4 separate regions of the Homo sapiens genome follow, and all the other regions are linked to region 1. Evidence: chromatin contacts called from ENCODE Hi-C or POLR2A ChIA-PET data. All regions are on one chromosome and are shown on one strand. Each heading gives the region's core, a stretch centred on a gene start or an enhancer-like site at or near the end of the contact. The rest is flanking DNA. Distances are from core to core; before and after follow the strand shown. Region 1 holds the start of SLFN5 (schlafen family member 5). Region 2 overlaps RFFL (ring finger and FYVE like domain containing E3 ubiquitin protein ligase). Region 3 overlaps RFFL (ring finger and FYVE like domain containing E3 ubiquitin protein ligase). Region 4 overlaps RAD51L3-RFFL (RAD51L3-RFFL readthrough).

Region 1 (4,472 bases), core at 1,973-4,472:
TGACAAAGCGAGATTCTGCCTCAAAAAAAAAAAAAAAAAAAAGAATAACCTGCCCCTTTAACCTACCAACTCTCTTCTCCTCTTTAGTTTGTTGAAGCAAAAACAACGTAAATATTGCATTAACCAAGTGTGTGTATGAGAGAGAGAGAGAGAGGAGAGAGAGAGAAGAGAGAGAGAGAGAGAGAATGAGCAGTTATGGCTCTTGGCATTTTTTACTGGACAAGGCAAACCTAAAGATTTTACTTTTAAACTTGAATTAATGCTGAGAGTAAGTCACATCTGCCCTCACTTCCCTCCCACTCCACACAAACATGCATACCACTGGAAAGGCAACATTTTATCAAAGGCATTTGGCGTTTTTCCTCTCTTATGACCCTCTAGAAGCTTGAGAATGTGGGAGAGAAGGGCTGGAACCAGAAATGGAGAAGTAGTGCTGGAACAATAATGACCTGAAAGCCAGTGGAACTGAGGTCTCCTGCAGGAACTTTTGGGGAGGCCTGGATACTTTGGAGACCAATGGGTATGGATGGAAAGAAGAGCAGAAATGATTCAGCTCATAAAGCAGTGAAAAGGAATGATCTAAGTACATGAACAAATCTTTAAAGCAAAATGTTAAAGTGTGGGAGCAAGTTCTACAGAACACATACAATATGATACTTTTTTTTTTTTTTTTAAAGAGACAGGGTCTCACTCTATTGCCCATGCAGGGGTGCAGTGGCACAATCAGAGCTCATAGCATCCTTCAACTCCTGGGCTCAAGCCATCTTCCCACTTCAGCCTCCTGAGTAGCTGGGACTTCATAGGCAGGCACCACCACACCCAGCTAATTTAAAACAATTTTTTTGGCTGGGCGCGGGGGCTCACACCTGTAATTCCAGCACTTTGGAAAGCCGAGGCAGGCAGATCATGAGGTCAAGAGTTCGTAGACCAGCATGGCCAATATGGTGAAACCTTGTCTCTACTAAAAATACAAAAATCAGCTGGGCGTGGTGGGATGTGCCTGTAGTCCCAGCTACTTGGGAGGCCAAGGCAGGAGAATTGCTTGAACCCCGGAGGCCGACATTGCAGCAAGCCGAGATTGCGCCACTGCACTCCAGCCTGAGTGACACAGCAAGACTCCGTCTCAAACAAACAAACAAACAAACAAACAATTTTTTTTTTTTAGAGATAGGGTCTTGCTATGTTGCCCAGGCTGGTCTCAAACTCTGGGCCTCAAGCCGTCTTCCCTCTCAGCCTTCCAAAGTGCTGGAATTACAGTCGTGAGTAACTGCACCTGGCCAACATGATGCCATTTACATGCAGCTTAAACGCATATACATGTGTTGAATCAGTGTCATGTGTTGATGAGGGACATAAACACATTTACTAAAAGTATAAACAGTTGCATGGGAATTAGTAACTTTAAATTCATAAAATTGTACTGGCTATCAGGTGAGTAGGGGACAAGTGGAATGAGGGAATGAGACCAGCTGGGTACCCAAATATTGCTAATGTTATTGCTTAAGCTGTGTGGTGAATACACAGGTGTTCAATTTACTATTATTTCGCACTTTCCGTGTACTTTAGCTATTTGACAATACATTTAAAAATCGAAAACTTATCCCATAATCCCAGGCTCCAGAGGTGATAGTAGGTGGTGTTTTCCAGACCTTTCCCGCTGCCTTGATTTTCTGTTAACTGGCCACCATCCTTGTCTCCTCGCGCTGCCGGTCGCTGCAGAACCCCTGCGCGGAGGGACTGCCAGTTCCCAGGAAGGTGCAGGACAGCTGGAGCCTCTTCTTCTCTGGGCAGGGATTTAAATGTTCTTGGGTAGCCTCGCCAGAGACCTGTGCGGCCCTACAGTGACCTTCTTTCCAGCCACTTTCCCATGAGCTCAAAGCTTTGGATTCTGTCACTTGCAAAGGGTCAGGCCTGATCCCTTGCGGGTTCTTGAGAAGTGAGTAAGACTTCCAGCGCCCCGGCCCAGACTGCGACGACCCAGACTGCGACGACCCAGTCTGCGCCTGGCGCAGGCTCCATAGACGGCTTTTCTTCAGCTCTGTCCACTGAGACCTCGAGCCCTTGAGCAGAAGATGGGAGAGAGAGGGTCTTGCTGGGCGGGCTCCAGAAGTCCTCCTGGCTCTGGGCGCAGGAGTTGGAAGAGAAGAGATAGAGAAACATCTACTCACCAGAATTGTAAACTGGAAGAAGGGTAGAGGAAAGGTGCCTAGAGAGGGCAGCTGGAATCAGGATTGGGCTGAATATTTTAGGAGTCCCCAAGTGCTACTTCTATCCGCTGGGAGCACGGGTTCGAATCTGCCCCCAGGCAGCCCGCTCCTGGTTCTCTTGTCCCCCTGTGCTGCGGCGGGGCCCACTTCGGCCCTCGGGTTCCCCGCACAGGCCACACAGGGCAGCAGCGCGCGCCGTACCCACGGGCAGTTCGAGAGGGCCGCGCGTGGCGGAGCCAGGCCCTTCGCCAGCGCCCAGTACAAATTTAGTACTAGAATTAAGAGAAACACACTGAAATCTGACAGCCCCGCCTAAGACCCGGGCGTGAGGAAGTCTGCGGTGGGTGATGAATACAAAGAACAGTTTCTCTTTCCTGTCAGTAAAACGCTGTTTCCAGAGCCTGCCAGGTTTCGCCCCAGTGGCCACACCTATGCCTGGCAGGTGCTGGTCCGAGCCCCTAGCGCCAGCAAAAGAAAGGAGGCGGACGCAACATTCTCGAATTACTAGGAGAAGGAGGGAGGCTTTCCCTTCCCCCCAGTGCCCCATGTACCAACGCGTCTCGCCATACCCCTTGCCCCTCTTCCAGCAGCTGACGGAGTAATTCGAGTAGGAATCGAAAGATTTGGAGGCGCCGGGGGAGAAACCTGCGGAGCGCTCTCCGAGCCTGTGGCGTCCCAGGAAGACTCCGAGCGGGGCCAGGGAAGTTCTCTGGAGGACATGGGGTGGATACCCAGGTCTCCTTCCCTGGGTGAAATAAGAACTGAAAATCTAAAAATAAAATAAATAAAATAAAATAGAAAACACAGAGAAGCAACAAAAAAGCGCTTCCCCTCCTCAGTTCTCCCCAGTCCACCCAAGGTTTACCAAGACTGTTGTAGTTGCAAGAGTGGGCTTCCGGCTCCACGTAACGATGCGATTGGGCTGTACCTCTGTCTGTCTCCTGCGCGATGTCCCGCCCCGGGAGGTGTCACGGAACTCAGCTGATATAAGCCCGGGATCCCGCCGGGTCAGGTTCTCTGCTCTGGACTTGGGAGGCTCCGTTGCCTGCTCCCGGAGGGAGACGCGCTGCCGAGGAGAACCCAGCGGGTAATGAATCCCCCGCGCTTCTTTGCCCAGGCCTTCCCCAAACCTCCCCCCGGTCTGCGCGGGTTCTCCTATTGGGCTGTGGTGAAGACAAGGTGCGGCGACTGCAGCTCCCCAGGTCTGGGCGCTGCCGGGAGAGAGTCTTTCCCGCTGGGGAGATTTAGTTTGTTGACTCAGGAGCACCTCCAACGACAGCTAGTGGCAGAGGACCCGGGAGCTGGGAGGTTCGGAACGCGGGGCGAGCTGGGGAGGAGGGAGAGGCGCCGACCCAGCGCAGCCTACATCTTAGCAAACCAAACCTGGCAACATTTCCCCACGGTTCAGGAGCACGAAGGACTTAAGGGAAAACGACGAAATCGGGGCTCCCGAGGATGAAGTTAAATGGGTTGTGGCCTGGGGACAAATAGGGCCAATGTCCAGTCTATTACAAGAGGCTTTGTTCCAGAGGCTTGCCTATAAGCCCCTGGCTTGGAACGTCAGTCTTCAAACTGTAACAACAGGGGCAGGCTACTAGGGTAGCCCACAAAGCCCTGTATCCCCCATACAGTGACTAACTAGAGCCCTAGTTGGTCATATCCGCAGTGGCTGAGACTGCGGTGTGATTCCGTTTCCCTCTTGCATGTGTCCCGGGAGCCCGAGTTGTCGAAGCCCAAATTCAGGCTCAGGAACCTGATGTGCTGTTGATGCCAAACACTGACACACAGATGCTTGGAGACAGAGGAAGATTTATTCCATTTGGCCAAAGCGAGAAGGCAAGAGGTCAAGATCTCTCAAATCCACCCTAACAAAAAGAAGTAGTGGGGAGTTTTTATGAGACCAGGAAGTAAGGGAGGGGGAATTTCAGGGAACCTCGGGGAAAAGTCTTTCTTCGTCTCAGATTACATCTTGAACCACCAGACTTCTGGGCGTCAGCAGCTGGTCACAATGCCCTTAAAGGCATTCATTCCTTCTGCAAAATTTTTTTCTTGACTCTGAAGCTATATCCTCCTGCTTGACAAAGAAACGGTGCATCAGCAGTTTATAATTATATTGCTAGAAAAAGGAATATTGGGCAAAAAGTGGGTAGTTAACATATGCAAATAAGCAAGGGCCTCATCGGAATTTTCATGGTTTCATCACTAAAAATGTTGGGGTGCTGAAATCTTGAGGGGCTCGGTTGCACCAGAAGGGGATCCTTTGTC
Region 2 (4,472 bases), core at 615-3,114, 220 kb before region 1:
TTCTGGAATGATGAACTTTAAAAAATGTCTAACTAGGATATGTGTGTATTAAAAACAAAAAACAAACAAAAAAATTGGTACTGTGCATATCACCTCTGAAGAAAGCCAAAACATGAGTCTGATACCCAGAAAACACTTGGTGCACCAGTAGTCAGAAAGGCTTCACATAATCAAGACACTTAGCCTTATACCCCATTCTCACAACAAAGGCAGGAGAGGAAAATGAAAATGAGCCCTCAAACTGGCACAGACTGGCAGAGACTACAAATGGGCCCTTACCTGCTGATTCTCCTGAACCTGGGCTGGGGGAACAGAGGTGGCTTGTGCAGATGAAGAGGGGAGGTTGGGTGAGGTAGGTGGAACCATGCTGGAGTGAGGCTGGGTCAGGAAGGCCTGCTGCTCAGGAAAGTCTGGGGACAAGGTGGAGGCACGAGTCCTGTCCTCCTGGGAGATTACAGGCTGCTGGCCAAGGACCAAGAGCACCAGCTCTTCTTTCTCCCGGCACATTTCGGTAGAGATGTCATGGAGGCTGAGATAGTCCCTCAAGTCCTTCACCTTCATCTTCATGAGCTCCTCTCGCTGAAAGGCTGTAGCTCGAAACCGTTGGCAGAGAAGGCAGAGGCGGGGCCCATTCCCTACTTGGCTCGAACAGGTCATGCAAAAATTTTTCTTACAGTCCAAGCAGGTCTGCTGCTTAGAGCAAAAGACACAGGAAACCATGTCAGATTGAGAGAACAAGACAGAGAGTGCGATGGGAGCTTCAGAGCTGCCAAGCCCAGCAGGATCTCCTCCAGTCACTCTTACTTTTACTAAGCTCTCTCATATATCTAAGGGTGCAAGCCACTTTCAGATTTTAGATTAAAAGCCACTCGGGTGGAAGACCTCCACTATGTATTGTGTATATCCATGTACAGGACACTTCACATTTATTATTTAATTTGAGGCTTACTTTATTTACTCCTGAAGCACCTGAGGTATTAATTAAGACTACCAGCATAAGAATCAAAAAGCTCTGCATTTTTATTAAGCCTCCCTCCCTTATTTCTTGCAGTATCACCTTGGGTGTGTAATTTAGCCTCTCTGGTGCTCAGTTTCCACATCTGTAAAATGGGGGTGATAACAGTATCTACCTCATGGGGTTGTTGTGAAGATTAAGAGAGAACCCATTTAGCATATCTAACACAAAATGAGTCCTCAACAAGTGTAAGCTGTTTTATTATAGCTAGGAAATATTACCTAACGGTGACAGCCAGGATTCAAATCCTAAACTGTAATTATTTCTGCATGAAGGTTATGGTGGTGGTGGTTGTTACAATTAATATTAATTTATTGAGGTGCTTCTATATGCTAGCTTGTCATTTAATTCTCAAAGCGACATTGCAAAGTAGGTATTAGTGTTCTTCCCTGATTCACAGACAAAGCAACCGAGGCTTAGGGAGATCAACTGTTGTATTCAAGGTCAGGCAATAAACAGGAGAGCGGGTATTCACACTCAAGGTCTGTTGGAGGCTAATGCCCATGATCACATTCTTTCCACCAGGCCATACTGCATAGCTCAGTTCCATTCAAGTACAGAGCAGTTCTGAGTCAAGGGCCTGGCTTCCATCTCCAAATTCCCCACCCACTGCTCCATCGACACAGGCTCCCCACTCCAGGAAGGCCCACTCAGAGTGCTGGGAACCCAGTGGTGCTTACAAGCATATCCAAGACAAATATTTAGACAGCAACGGGAGGCTGTCTGGACATCAGGGTACTCTCGTTCCTGAAAGCACAGAGTGTCTCAGTTAGGCAACAAGAGCGCCTGATGGGCAAGCTGGTACTGCCTGGCAGCAGCTAGTCTGGCAGTCGCTGACAACACAGGAAGGCTTACTCAGCCCACAGGAAGCAATCCTCGGCCTCTCACCCCACAGGCTGAGTGAGCACAGTGACATCCGGCTGAGCTCTGTTCTGGCCAAGAGCATGTCACATCCCCAACAAGAGAGGTAATTCCTGAGCACACTGGGATTGGCCTGGAGGGCACCCTCATTAATCCTTTAAAGAAGTTAAAAACTTTTCATCCTGTGTTGACTTAAGTAGTAACTTAAATATTTCTGGTCCATCTTTTCGAAATATAGAAAGATATTCAAGCTAAAAAAGAAAGCTCAAGAGACAAGATTCTCATAGTCAAGATCACAGACACTCTGGGCTGAAGTAAATGTCTGCATAGTTAAGATAGTTATATAAGTTTTGTCTAAGTATCATTCACATAGTAAAGGGAAAAGGAAATAATATTTACCACCCAGTTTTGGCTATTAAGACTTAGAAGGCATTGCAAAGGGACATATATCAAGCTCCCTAATTCTCCATACAGTTATAACCAAACAATACTGTTCAGAGATGGACTTAAAAGGATGCATGGCTGCACTAGCATTGTAACGGTTCTGGGACCAGTAGCCATGCAGGCAGAAAATGGATGTTTTCAGGTATTTGGGGTTCATTCACATCTAAAGCTTTTCTATTGGGAAATGAAGTCTGTTTAGGATGACTGAGACTGAAACAAAGAGGCTTCAATGCCATAAACCTGTGGGCCTGACATGGAATATTACTTAAGTCGATGCAGTCTGACAAGACCTAGCTTGACACAATTATAAAGCCTGCGTTGCTCAATCAGCCAGATCCAAACAACTCTCTATTCTTTCTTCAAATGTGTGTGGCTTGCTGGATGCAAGATCAGAATGCAGACAACAACCTAGCTTCTATGCACCCGCTGGCTCACAGGGAACTCTGAAATAAGCTGGCATCTGAAACACACCCTACAGGAACAGGATAGGGCTTGAGGCTAAAACCCCAGTTTGCAGTGGCAGAAGAAAACAAGAAGAAAGGAAAAAAGGGCTGTCAACAAATGCAGGCAGAATGAGCAAAGGACACACTTATGTATAAATTCTGCCGAATGGTTCAAAACAACTCAGTAACCAGGTAGCATGAAAGATGAATTAGTGGAGGCAACCAACATGCCTGCAGAAATGCCCAGGGTGTACTGAGATATCCAGCATCACAGAACTGGCCGTGGCGCCTCAGGCCGACACCACCCTTCAAGGATGCCGTGTGCAGGGTTCTGCTGGCTCCCGTTTGCCAACTGCCCTTCCCTTGCTCCTACTCCCTCCCACCCTATTCCCTGGAATATGGGAAGTATTACATGAGAGAATGTATATAAAACCTTAGCACAAAGTGGATGCTCCAGAAAAGGTAACACGGTTACCTTTTTCTTTCCCCTTACCAGCACCTAAGACCCAGTCCTCTCTTAACACTCTGAGATCTGAATATCACTTCCATGGCTCCAAGCATAACCTCATCCTCCAACTGGTCCAACTAAAGAGGCTGGGTGCCAGACTCCCTCCAAAACCGTCAGGGTCGCTGCTAAACCACAGGGAGGTATTACCAATAGAGATGGGGTATTTGGCTTGTGGCAAAAGTACAGCCTGCCATTTCTCTTTAGGACTGAAAACTCAGGGAATGCAAGGGCCACATCTTACTTATATTCTGTCTATAAAGTCCTGAATGTTATCTGTGCTTTGCACCCAATAAGCATTCAGAAAGTACTGACCATAATGAAGAATAAGGAAAAGAAAAAGATAGTAGGATCCATGGAATCATTTCAATTCAAGCACTTCTAGAAAAAGACATTTTGAAAGCCCCTGGGTGTTAAATGCCAAACCCTTAAGATAAGAATGCTGATCCACTTAAGCATGAAATTACAAATGAAAAATTCTCATAGATGAAAACACCCTTAATATTCACAAAATTCACTGTAAATTGCACAAAATTAACTCATACTTTTGTAGCAAGAAAATATTGTAGCAAGAAAATATTGTACCAATAACCATCTTTTACCATCCAAACTGGAATTTTTCTTCCCCTCCAGAAGCTCTTGTTACACACACTTTTCTTTTGTCACATCGTATGGTGTGCACTGTCCTCACCTCCCTGTCCAACTGCAAGCTCCCCGTTAAGCAGCAATGGCCTTCTTCATCTCTGCCTCCCTAGCCCAGGCAATTCCTGATACACAGTAGATATTCAGTAATTCATTTTCCAATAAGTAAGAAAAAAAGCACCTTATTTTAATCATTGCCATGCTTTTCTAGGCACCCAGGCCTGTAACTGTCATCTTCTACTCGACATGCTGAATGTCTTCTGGGAGGGGCTTTGGAATCAAGGACCTGGGTTTGAATCCCGGCTCTGTCATTTAATAACTATGTGATCTTGAGCACTACTGAAGTCAAGGGAAAAGAATGAGTATTTTAATATCTCTCATGCTATTTGTCAGGAATTTAACACATTCAATGTTCTTCTTAAATTTTAAACCCTAAGCCCTAGTTTCTCATATGTAAAATGGGATTTGGGAGATTCTAAAACCTATATCATAGCTATTGTGAGGATTAAATGAAATAAAAAAATTTAAATTCCTTAAACAGTCCTTTGCACATAGCAGATGG
Region 3 (4,472 bases), core at 1,049-3,548, 200 kb before region 1:
AGGCAGGAGAATCGCTTATCTGGGAGGTGGAGGTTGCAGTGACTCGACACTGCACCACTGCAGTCCAGCCTGGGAGACAGAGCGAGACTCCATCTCAAAAAAAATAAAGTAAGTGTTGTCACTGGGTAACTAGTAAATAATAATGAAAGCAAATCCTTAGTGCTCAGGGCCTTACTCCTTACTCTATCCTATTCTTTCAGTTCTTCAAACACCAAGGTTATTTTGGCTTTAGGAATCTCCCTCCCTCAAGCTATTCAGCTATTCTCTCAGCCTGGAGCACTGTTGCCACCTCACCTCCCTTACATATCATTTATTTCCTCAGGGAAACCTTTCCTGATCCTGTCTGTGCTCTCATAACATTTTTTTTTTTTTGAGACAGGGTCTCACTCTGTCACCCAGGCTGGAGTACAGTGGTGCGATCACAGCTCACTGCAGCCTCGATCTCCCAGGCTCAAGTGATCCTCCCACCTCAACTTCCCAAAGGATTGGAATTACAGGTGTGAGCCACCATGCCTGGCCTCATAGAATCTTATACACTTCCTTATAACCATAATTGATTTATCAGACTATTTAGCATGAATCTCCTGTACCTCTGGAGAACGTAAGAGGAACAACAACAGGCAAGGTCCTTGAATCTCATAATGATTACATTCTGGGGGAAAGAGCATTCTAGCAGTACTGTATCTAATCAACTGGCTAACAGTTTGTATAATTCTTTTTTTTTTCTTTTTTTGAGACAGAGTCTCACTCTGTCGTCCAGGCTAGAGTGCAGTAGCATGATCTCAGATCACTGCAACCTCCACCTCCCAGGTTCAAGCAATTCTCATGCTTCAGCCTCCTGAGTAGCTGGGATTACAGGCACGTGCCACCATGCCTGGCTAATTTTTTGTATTTTTAGTAGAGATGGGGTTTTACTATGTTGGCCAGGCTGGTCTTGAACTCCTGACCTCAAGTGATTTGCCCGCCTCAGCCTCCCAAAGTTCTAGGATTACAGGCATGAGCCACCATGCCCGGCCTATATAATTCTTTTTAAAGTATTTTTCTTCCATATTTAGGGTGTGGAAAGTGAAACAGGAAACAAGAGTAGGTCTATTTCACAGCTTTATTCTCAGCCTTAATGCCAGGTAATCAACACATATTTGTTGAATTATTAACTAATGATAACAGCAATAGAGCGCTTTTTAAAAAAAAAGGACAGAAATTCATGCTTAAAATTGCACAATTGGCGAGGCACAGTGGCTCACGCCTGTAATCGCAGCACTTTGGGAGGCTGAAGCCGGCGGATCACCTGAGGTCAGGAGTTTGAGACCAGCCTGGCCAACATGGCAAAACCCCATCTGTACTACAAATAAAAAAATTAGCTGGGCGTGGTGGTGTATATGCCCATAGTCCCAGCTACTCGGGAGGCTGAGGCAGGAGTATCGCTTGAACCTGGGAGGCGGAGGTTGCGGTGAGCCAAGATTGCACACTGCACTCCACCCTGGCTGACAGAGTGAGACTCTGTCTCAAAAAAAAAAAAAAAAAGGACAGAAACTGCACAATTATGATTCCGGGATGATCAGTAAATTAAGGATTTTAAACACACATAACCACAGCAATACCTTGAACGAAAGACTGAAGAGAATTTCTTTGTCTGCTAAGATTACTTGAAAAACAAAAGAAAAGAAAAATGGTTTAAATTGTTATTACAGAAGGACAAAACCAGAAAAGGAGAGCCTGGAAGAGGAACAAGACGGTCACTTCCATCTCTTCCTAAAAAGACACAGAAGGCTTCAATGCCTTCACTGTTGTTTTGGATTGGAATGGTGCTGCAATGGGAACTGCAAATACAAATAAACATGAAAACAACAAATGCAGATGTAAAATAAAGACATGCTAGAAATCAAAGAAACCGACCTCTACCAGACACACCCAGGTCTGGGTGTACCTTTGCCTGTTCTTCCCGACTTGCACAGCCCAAGCAAGGTGGAAGGAGAAACATAACAAAATGATACAGGAACCAGAGAGCAGAGGGTCTTGGAGCATAAACTGTTAAAATAATAATATGAATAAGGGGGAAAGGAGAGAGATTTCACTTCCCACTAGCAATAAGTGAGCTCTTTTTCTTAAGCGGTAACTGTTAACAACTGAAAGACATACATAATAATCACAAGTTATAAATGTTCTCAGAAACTCCCTGGTTTCAACTATTCTATGACAAATATCTGCAGAGGGACCTCAGCATCTGCTATGAAGTTCAGGGAAAAGTAATTCTAACCAATGGAGCTGTGCCAAAATATCACCCCTGGGGTCTGACCAATTAAATGGCTGCTTCTTAGTGTGGAGTTTAGGAGAGATGACAGATTGAACACCGCAGCAGAGAAACCTACGCTTTCATTTCAACCCAGGCATTCTGCCCCAAAGGGTGAGTCAATCAGGAAACAAAGCAATTCAGAGTAAAGTCTTCTAACAACGCTGAAAACAGAATAAATGGACCTGCAGTTTAATTACAGCAGGATCCTTCTTCCATCGAAACTGATGACAAAGCTCATCAAGAATAAAGAGACTCTGATCCCCCTACTACTCTGGTGCAGGAAAGAGGATTTACCAGATAAGCTCTTCTGGACCTTCTACTGAAGAAGCTGCTTTCACAAGATATTATCACAATGACTGACTAATGGGTAACCAGGATTTTTTTTTAAATGAAGGCAGGGACTAGGTGAAGGGGTTTCTGGCACTCCAATGCACCGGGAAAAGAAGGCATTTCCAGACAGGAATTCTATCTAGGCTCAAAATTATGCAATTTACCTTTCCAAAGTGGACTGCACGAAAATTACTGCAGCCAAATGTACCATGGTATAGAATGAATTCTGGTGTTATTTAACTCCTTTAATTAAAACCTGCTACATTGAAAAGATAATTGAAAGGATTAAAATAACGCATGTCAAAGCATTTAACCCAGAGCCCAGCAAATAATGGATGTTCAACAGAAATTGGCTGTAAATAATTTAAAGAAAGTACTTTGTTAAGGTTGTTTTTGTTGTTGTTGTTGTTGTTTTAACACAGAAAGGCCCATTAAGGTTCTTAACTTTTTTATTTTACTTAGTTTTCAGACAGGGTCTCCCTCTGTTGCCCAGACTGGAGTGCAGTGGCATGGTCTCACTCACTGCAACTTCTGCCTCCTGGGCTCAAGTGATCCTCCAACCTCAGCCTTCTGATTAGCTGGGACTACAAGCGCAAGCCACCATGCCCAGCTTTTTTTTTTTTTTTTTAAATACAGAGTCTCCCTCTGTCACCCAGGCTGGAATGCAGTGGCGTGATCTTGGCTCACTGCAGCCTCTGCCTCCCAGGCTCAAGCGATTCTCATACCTCAGCCTCCCAAGTAGCTGGGATTACAGGTGCCCACCACCATGCCCGGCTAATTTTTGTATTTTTAGTAGAGACGGGGTTTCACCACGTTGGCCAGGCTGGTCTCGAACTCCTGACCTCAAGCAATCCATTCACCTTGGCCTTCCACAGTGCTGGGATTATAGGCGTGAACCACTGCACTCAGCCCATTAAGGTTCTTTAAAAAGACGTTTATCAGTTCTATTCCTCTATCTATCTGCTTTTTAAAAATTTAGGGGCCGGGCACGGTGGCTCATGCCTGTAATCCCAGAACTTTGGGAGGCCGAGGTGGGCGGATCGTGAGGTCAGGAGATCAAGACCATCCTGGCTAACACGGTGAAACCCCGTCTCTACTAAAAATACAAAAAATTAGCCGGGAGTGGCGGTGTGCACCTGTAGTCCCAGCTGCTTGGGAGGTTGAGACAGGAGAACGGTGTGAACCAAGGAGGCGGAGCTTGCAGTGAGCCGAGATCACGCCACTGCACTCCAGCCTGGGCGACAGAGCGAGACTCCATCTCAAAAAATTAATTAATTAATTAATTAAAAAAATAAAAATTTAGGTATGCCAATACCTCTAATCAGGTTCAGTTTAGTTTTTGAACCACTCCTCTAAGAATTAAATGACTACAGTTCTTCCACCAGTTCTTAATTATATAATCCCTTGAAAAACTTCTCAGAGGTGGTCAGAGTGGTTTATCCTCCTTGCAGCCCCAGGCTGTTAAATCTCTTCCCAATTCCACCCCATTGCTAATGAGTTTGTTACTCCCCACAACCCTGCAGTCCAGCCAGTTTAGAATTTCTCCCTTAGCTCCTCAACCCTTCTCTGCCAAATTCAAAGAATGAACGTATGCCTCCGGCCTCCACCTGATGCACTGTAATTGCTTGCACTGCACTGAAGTCAGATAGGATTTGGTGATAAATCCAGGATGAATTCAGACTAAGCACCCCCTTCCTCCCACAGACCTTTAGCTTGGTTTGATGTTTGATCTCAATCTGAAAATTATGCTGACTTTCTGAAATGTTTTCTGCTCCTGCCAGGAGGATGTGATCTACCCAGTATCTACGCCAAGCAGCAGAAATGAATGGTGATTTCTAGTTCTCTTGGT
Region 4 (4,472 bases), core at 625-3,124, 160 kb before region 1:
TTTTTTTCCTTTCAAATCTTTTAACATAATCCACCAGCAGTTGCAAATAAACAATGGTGTTGATCACTAATAAGTTGCATTTAACCACTCAGAAGCCAGCAGAGCCTCCACTTGGCCTAACTTCCTGTAAGTTTCAAGATGAGTAGGCAGCATTTCTTTAAAAAGGACCAAGACAGTTAAAATGTTTCAGCAGATCATACTGGCTGCCAAGTAGTTCAAATCCAGGTGGATTTCCCCTACTCTTAGAACTAGCCACTGGTAGAAACAAGTGACTGTCCCAGGGAACACTCCACAACTCAGAGATAATGAAAACATATTTTTATATGTAATTCTAGAAAAGGCATGTGAACATGAAAACAGAAAATGTAGGTTTAACTGTAGCATTGCAGAGCGGCAGCTTTAAAAAGTCAGATAACATTAGCTCAACAAAATCATACACTGAAGTGTGCTCAAATTCAAATTCAGCACATGGCGGTAGTAGCAGTTGAAAAACGCTGCTGAGAGAGCAAGAAGGTTTTGCTGTATCTTTTTAGAGGAGAGGACAATGAAGAAATTACCAGACCAAGGTCACTTTTCAACCTAAAAAAAAAGTGGGGGTTAGTAGCTTTAACAGAGATAAAAACCTGTGTAGGTTATAACTCCATGAAATCAGTAGCCTGGTGAGTGTCTCTCCAAGAATCTTGCAGGAAATTAAGTGTGGATTGAGTAATTAAATGTAAAGTCTCCTTGAGAGTAACTTCAGTTATTGAAGACTATATATTTCTGTGAAACATATAGAAAAATTATGAGGAGGATTTACTAGGTATCACATCACAGCCTTTCTCCTTTCACATCAGGTTGGAAACACTATGATCTAAAAAGAATAGAACGATTTGGGAATTGTTCATTCTCTAGTCTTTGCAAAAATTCACGTGCTAGTGTAACTGTAATATACTTAGGAGTTTCCAAAAATGGCACACATTTCCTCAAGAGATGTAGAAAAAAATAATCTCTGGGTAAAAGGCCAAACATTGTCTCTTCTGAATGCTTAAACAGCCAATTATGTGTCTAATACATTAATTATATAAAGAGAGAGAGACTATTACAGGAAAGTTGAATAAGACATCTTAAAAAAATGTACCCTGGGGCCTAAGTCCATTCAAATGACAGTAAAATCACCCCTCAAAAAATCAGTTTTATGGAACATCTAGTATTTTAATTTTCCAGCTGCCAACAGAAATATATAAGGAGCAGAAATTAAACTAGTTATGGCAGCAGCGCAGTGAACAAAACTTCAATTGTATTACACACTAGTTAGACATTTGCCAAACAATACAAAGGCCCTTAAGGGTGGAAACTTCTTTAGAATATAAATGATTCCCAATCAATATGAAAGAAATTAGTCTGTTTAGGTAATAAACAGATTCATGGTTTAGATGTAAAAATTCAACTGACATCATAATTCAATATAGAAAATAAATATATAAGAAATTAATCTCTAAAATGGCTTTAAATCACTGTGATTTACATATGCTGTATCATTAATAGGCCCTTTAAGCTGGTATTGTACTAATCAGCTTTTTTAACATCCTGCCCACAAAAGAGCTTATTCATTTAGCTAGGAGACAGGTGTTAGCAACCAGAAACCTCTTTTAGCCTCGAGTTCCAGGGACTGGGCCTGCATCTATGATGATGATTGGCAAGTCTAAAGGAAGGACAGCTTTAAAAGAGGGAAAAGGAGGAGACAGGGAACAAGAAACGAAGACCAAAAGGGAGAAAAGAAGATAATGAAAGAAATGGATGTCAGGTGCTACTTAATGAGGCCACCCTCAAAGGCTCCTAGCCTAATCTGGGCTACCGTCCAAATACAGATGGCAGAATTTGGGTAATGTTATTCATTTATTCCTGCAGATAGTAACTCTGGGTACATGCCAACACTCCACTCATTCTAAAAAATTGTTTAAAGTGTTGCTAATTGTCCTGTGACTCATTCTTCTTACCCATATTCTCTGGTTCTTAACTTTAGTCCTCACTCTTTCATACATTTTCTAAAAGAGCTGACTGAATAGATATTCCTGGAAAGAGATATAGAGAAAGCTGGATTTAGAAAAGCATCTTAAGCCTACAGAATAAAAATTGTGTGAGGAAGTGGGAGAAGGGACGTTTATTGAGTTGCTTACAATATACAAAAAACATATTTTTCTCTCTTTCAATCCTCCCTTGCATATTTTCCCCCTTTTAATCCACATAACAATCCTACCAGGTATTTTCATCTTGCAGATGAAAAAACTGAAGCTCACAGAGGTTAAGTAATTTGCCTAAGGTAGCACAGCCAGGAAGTGGGGGAGTCAGAATTCAAAACCAGGTTTGTCTATACAAACAAACTACGTTAGGGATAACGTATCTAGTGCCTGAATCTGTTTTAAATCAGATGGTTCTATATTTCAGCAATTATTCTTCCTCCCATGAACTCATCAAACGGCTGCTGACTAAATTTTATTAACTATTTGTTACGCACCTATTATTTTCAATAAAGGCTTCAGCTGTGTAGAAATAAAACAGGCAAACTGACTTTATTCTAAAATTTGACATACAGAGAATTCCCAGGCATCTCTGCCATCCAACACTGATGATCATAACTAGATTCAACTACCTATTCAGACCTCTAGTTGTTTCCACATTATCATTCATTTGTCCACTCATGAGATAAACGAAGCTACTTTCACCAAAAACCCTCCCTCATGACTCCTGATAGATAATACAGCAGAGGAGGCCTCACTGTAAAGCAATTTACATAAAAGTTATAAAAGCTCTTTGTTATCTGTCATGACTAGGAAATGGGCTATTCTAGCAAATCAAACATCCTGGATAGCATAACGATTCTATTAGAGGGACTACCAATTTATAAGGAATTTCAATGTGCATAATTTCACTCTAAAAATTAAAAAAAGAAAAGCGGGTCAGGCACGGTGGCTCACACCTGTAATCCCAACACTTTGGGAGGCCAAGGTAGGCAGATCACTTGAGGTCAGTAGTTTGAGACCAGCATGGCCAACATGGTGAAACCCCATCCCTACAAAAAATACAAAAATCGGCTGGACATGGTGGCGCATGTCTGTAGTCCCAGTTACTTGGGAGGCTGAGGCAGGAGAACTGCTTGAACCCAGGAGGCGGAGGTTGCAGTGAGCCAAGATCACACCACTGCACTCCAGCCTAGGTGACAGAGCAAGACTCTGTCTCAAAAAAAAAAAAAAGAAAGAAAGAAAAGGGAAGAAAAGTGAACCCCAATTTTCAAAGTTCCATGGGGCCTGATGTACAGGAGATAATGCCCCCCCCACCCTGAAAAAGAGTATCAATGCAATAAAACGGTGGTTCCCAAACTTGACTGCACATCCAAAGCACTTGGGAAGCCAGGCACGGTGGCTCAATGGCTCAAGCCTGTAATCCCAGCACTTTGGGAGGTCGAGGCAGGTGGATCACCTGAGGTCAGGAGTTTGAGACCATCCTGGCCAACAGGGTGAAACCCTGCCTCTGCTAAAAACACAAAAATTAGCCGGGCGCAGTGGCGCGTGCCTGTAATCCCAGCTACTTGGGAGACGGAGGCAGGAGAATTGCTTGAACCCAGGAGGCAGAGGTTGCGGTGAGCCGAGATCATGCCACGCACTCTAGCCTGGGTGACAGAGACTCCATCTCAAAAAAATAAATAAATAAAAACCACTTGGGGAGCTTTTTGAAAATAAAGATGCAAGGGAGATTTTTTAAAGCTAGCTTCCTGCTGGACGCAGTGGCTCACACCTGTAATCCCAACATTGGGAGGCCAAGGCGGGCAGATCACCTGAGGTCAGGAGTTTGAGACCAGCCTGGTCAATATAGTAAAACCCTGTCTCTACTAAAAATACAAAAATTAGCCGGGTGTGGTGACACACATCTGTGGTCCCAGCTACTTGGGTGGCTGAGGCAGGCACATCACTTGAACCTGGGAGGTGGAGGTTACAGTGAGCCGAGATCACCTCACTGCACTCCAGCCTGGATGACAGAGCTGAGACTGTCTCAAAAATAAATAAATAGGCTGGGTGTGGTGGCTCACACCTATAATCCCAGCACTTTGGGAGGCTGAGGCGGGCAGATCACATGAGGTCAGGAGTTCAAGATCAGCCTGGCCAATGTAGTGAAAACCCGTCTCTACTAAAAAAAAAAATGCAAAAATTAGCTGGGTGTGGTGGTGGGTGCCTGTAATCCCAGCCGCTCGGGAGGCTGAGGCAGAAGAATTGCTTGAACCCAGGAGACAGAGGTTGCAGTGAACCGAGATCCAGAGGTTGCAGTGAACCGAGATCCCGCCACTGCACTCCAGCCTGGGTGACAGAGCAAGACTCCATCTCAAAATAAAATGAAATAAAATAAAAATAATTAATAAAAATAAAAGGTAGCGTCTACATGGTATGGCCTCATAGTAGTAATAATAAATTATAAAATTGAAAAAATAAAAGGTAATT

The links. A loop is a pair of places that touch in the nucleus more often than their neighbours do. ChIA-PET counts read pairs that join two places held with the same protein, here RNA polymerase II (POLR2A). Pooled maps may share reads with other maps.
Region 2: a loop to region 1 is called in a map of chondrocyte, with 4 times the contacts of the local background. The contact joins the enhancer-like site here to the promoter of SLFN5 in region 1. A Hi-C loop is called at or near these places in 1 of 168 maps with a recorded cell type or tissue (chondrocyte) and 8 of 50 pooled maps. POLR2A ChIA-PET finds 5 or more read pairs at or near these places in 3 of 52 experiments (Panc1 and activated naive CD4-positive, alpha-beta T cell).
Region 3: a pooled map shows a loop between it and region 1 (5-fold over the local background). The contact joins the enhancer-like site here to the promoter of SLFN5 in region 1. A Hi-C loop is called at or near these places in 2 of 37 single-sample maps with no recorded cell type and 8 of 50 pooled maps. POLR2A ChIA-PET finds 5 or more read pairs at or near these places in 4 of 52 experiments (CD8-positive, alpha-beta memory T cell, HCT116, Panc1 and 1 more).
Region 4: a map of mammary epithelial cell shows a loop between it and region 1 (3-fold over the local background). The contact joins the enhancer-like site here to the promoter of SLFN5 in region 1. A Hi-C loop is called at or near these places in 5 of 168 maps with a recorded cell type or tissue (B cell, CD4-positive, alpha-beta memory T cell, PC-9 and 2 more), 14 of 37 single-sample maps with no recorded cell type and 16 of 50 pooled maps. POLR2A ChIA-PET finds 5 or more read pairs at or near these places in 5 of 52 experiments (GM12878, MCF 10A, activated CD4-positive, alpha-beta memory T cell and 2 more).

What each region holds. Positions count from the first base shown.
Region 1 is chr17:35,239,850-35,244,321 of GRCh38, forward strand. It overlaps SLFN5 (schlafen family member 5), which reads left to right and starts at 3,223. Exons shown (of 5, transcript NM_144975.4): 1 at 3,223-3,294. LOC105371932 reads right to left here and starts at 4,302. Exons shown (of 4, transcript XM_047437262.1): 1 at 4,262-4,302; 2 at 3,073-3,370; 3 at 2,777-2,976; 4 at 194-2,121. The coding sequence starts at 4,302. The coding sequence ends at 1,674. RefSeq lists enhancers at 2,975-3,034, 3,555-3,664, 3,638-4,266.
Region 2 is chr17:35,021,092-35,025,563 of GRCh38, forward strand. It overlaps RFFL (ring finger and FYVE like domain containing E3 ubiquitin protein ligase), which reads right to left. Exons shown (of 7, transcript NM_001017368.2): 3 at 280-690. The region is part of intron 5 of RAD51L3-RFFL (RAD51L3-RFFL readthrough); the gene reads right to left. Among named protein-coding and RNA genes, the nearest start is that of RFFL, 40 kb to the right of the region's middle. Within about 2 kb of position 1,865, at least 32 of the 41 ENCODE cell types and tissues checked have a DNase peak (open chromatin) inside an H3K27ac peak, as active enhancers do.
Region 3 is chr17:35,044,518-35,048,989 of GRCh38, forward strand. All of the region lies in intron 1 of RFFL (ring finger and FYVE like domain containing E3 ubiquitin protein ligase), which reads right to left. All of the region lies in intron 5 of RAD51L3-RFFL (RAD51L3-RFFL readthrough), which reads right to left. Among named protein-coding and RNA genes, the nearest start is that of RFFL, 17 kb to the right of the region's middle. RefSeq lists enhancers at 2,057-2,106, 2,167-2,266, 2,407-2,536. Within about 2 kb of position 2,299, at least 11 of the 41 ENCODE cell types and tissues checked have a DNase peak (open chromatin) inside an H3K27ac peak, as active enhancers do.
Region 4 is chr17:35,080,562-35,085,033 of GRCh38, forward strand. The region is part of intron 5 of RAD51L3-RFFL (RAD51L3-RFFL readthrough); the gene reads right to left. It also overlaps a transcript of RFFL not described here. Among named protein-coding and RNA genes, the nearest start is that of RFFL, 19 kb to the left of the region's middle. Within about 2 kb of position 1,875, at least 7 of the 41 ENCODE cell types and tissues checked have a DNase peak (open chromatin) inside an H3K27ac peak, as active enhancers do; they include PC-9 and mammary epithelial cell, where a contact is called at or near this core.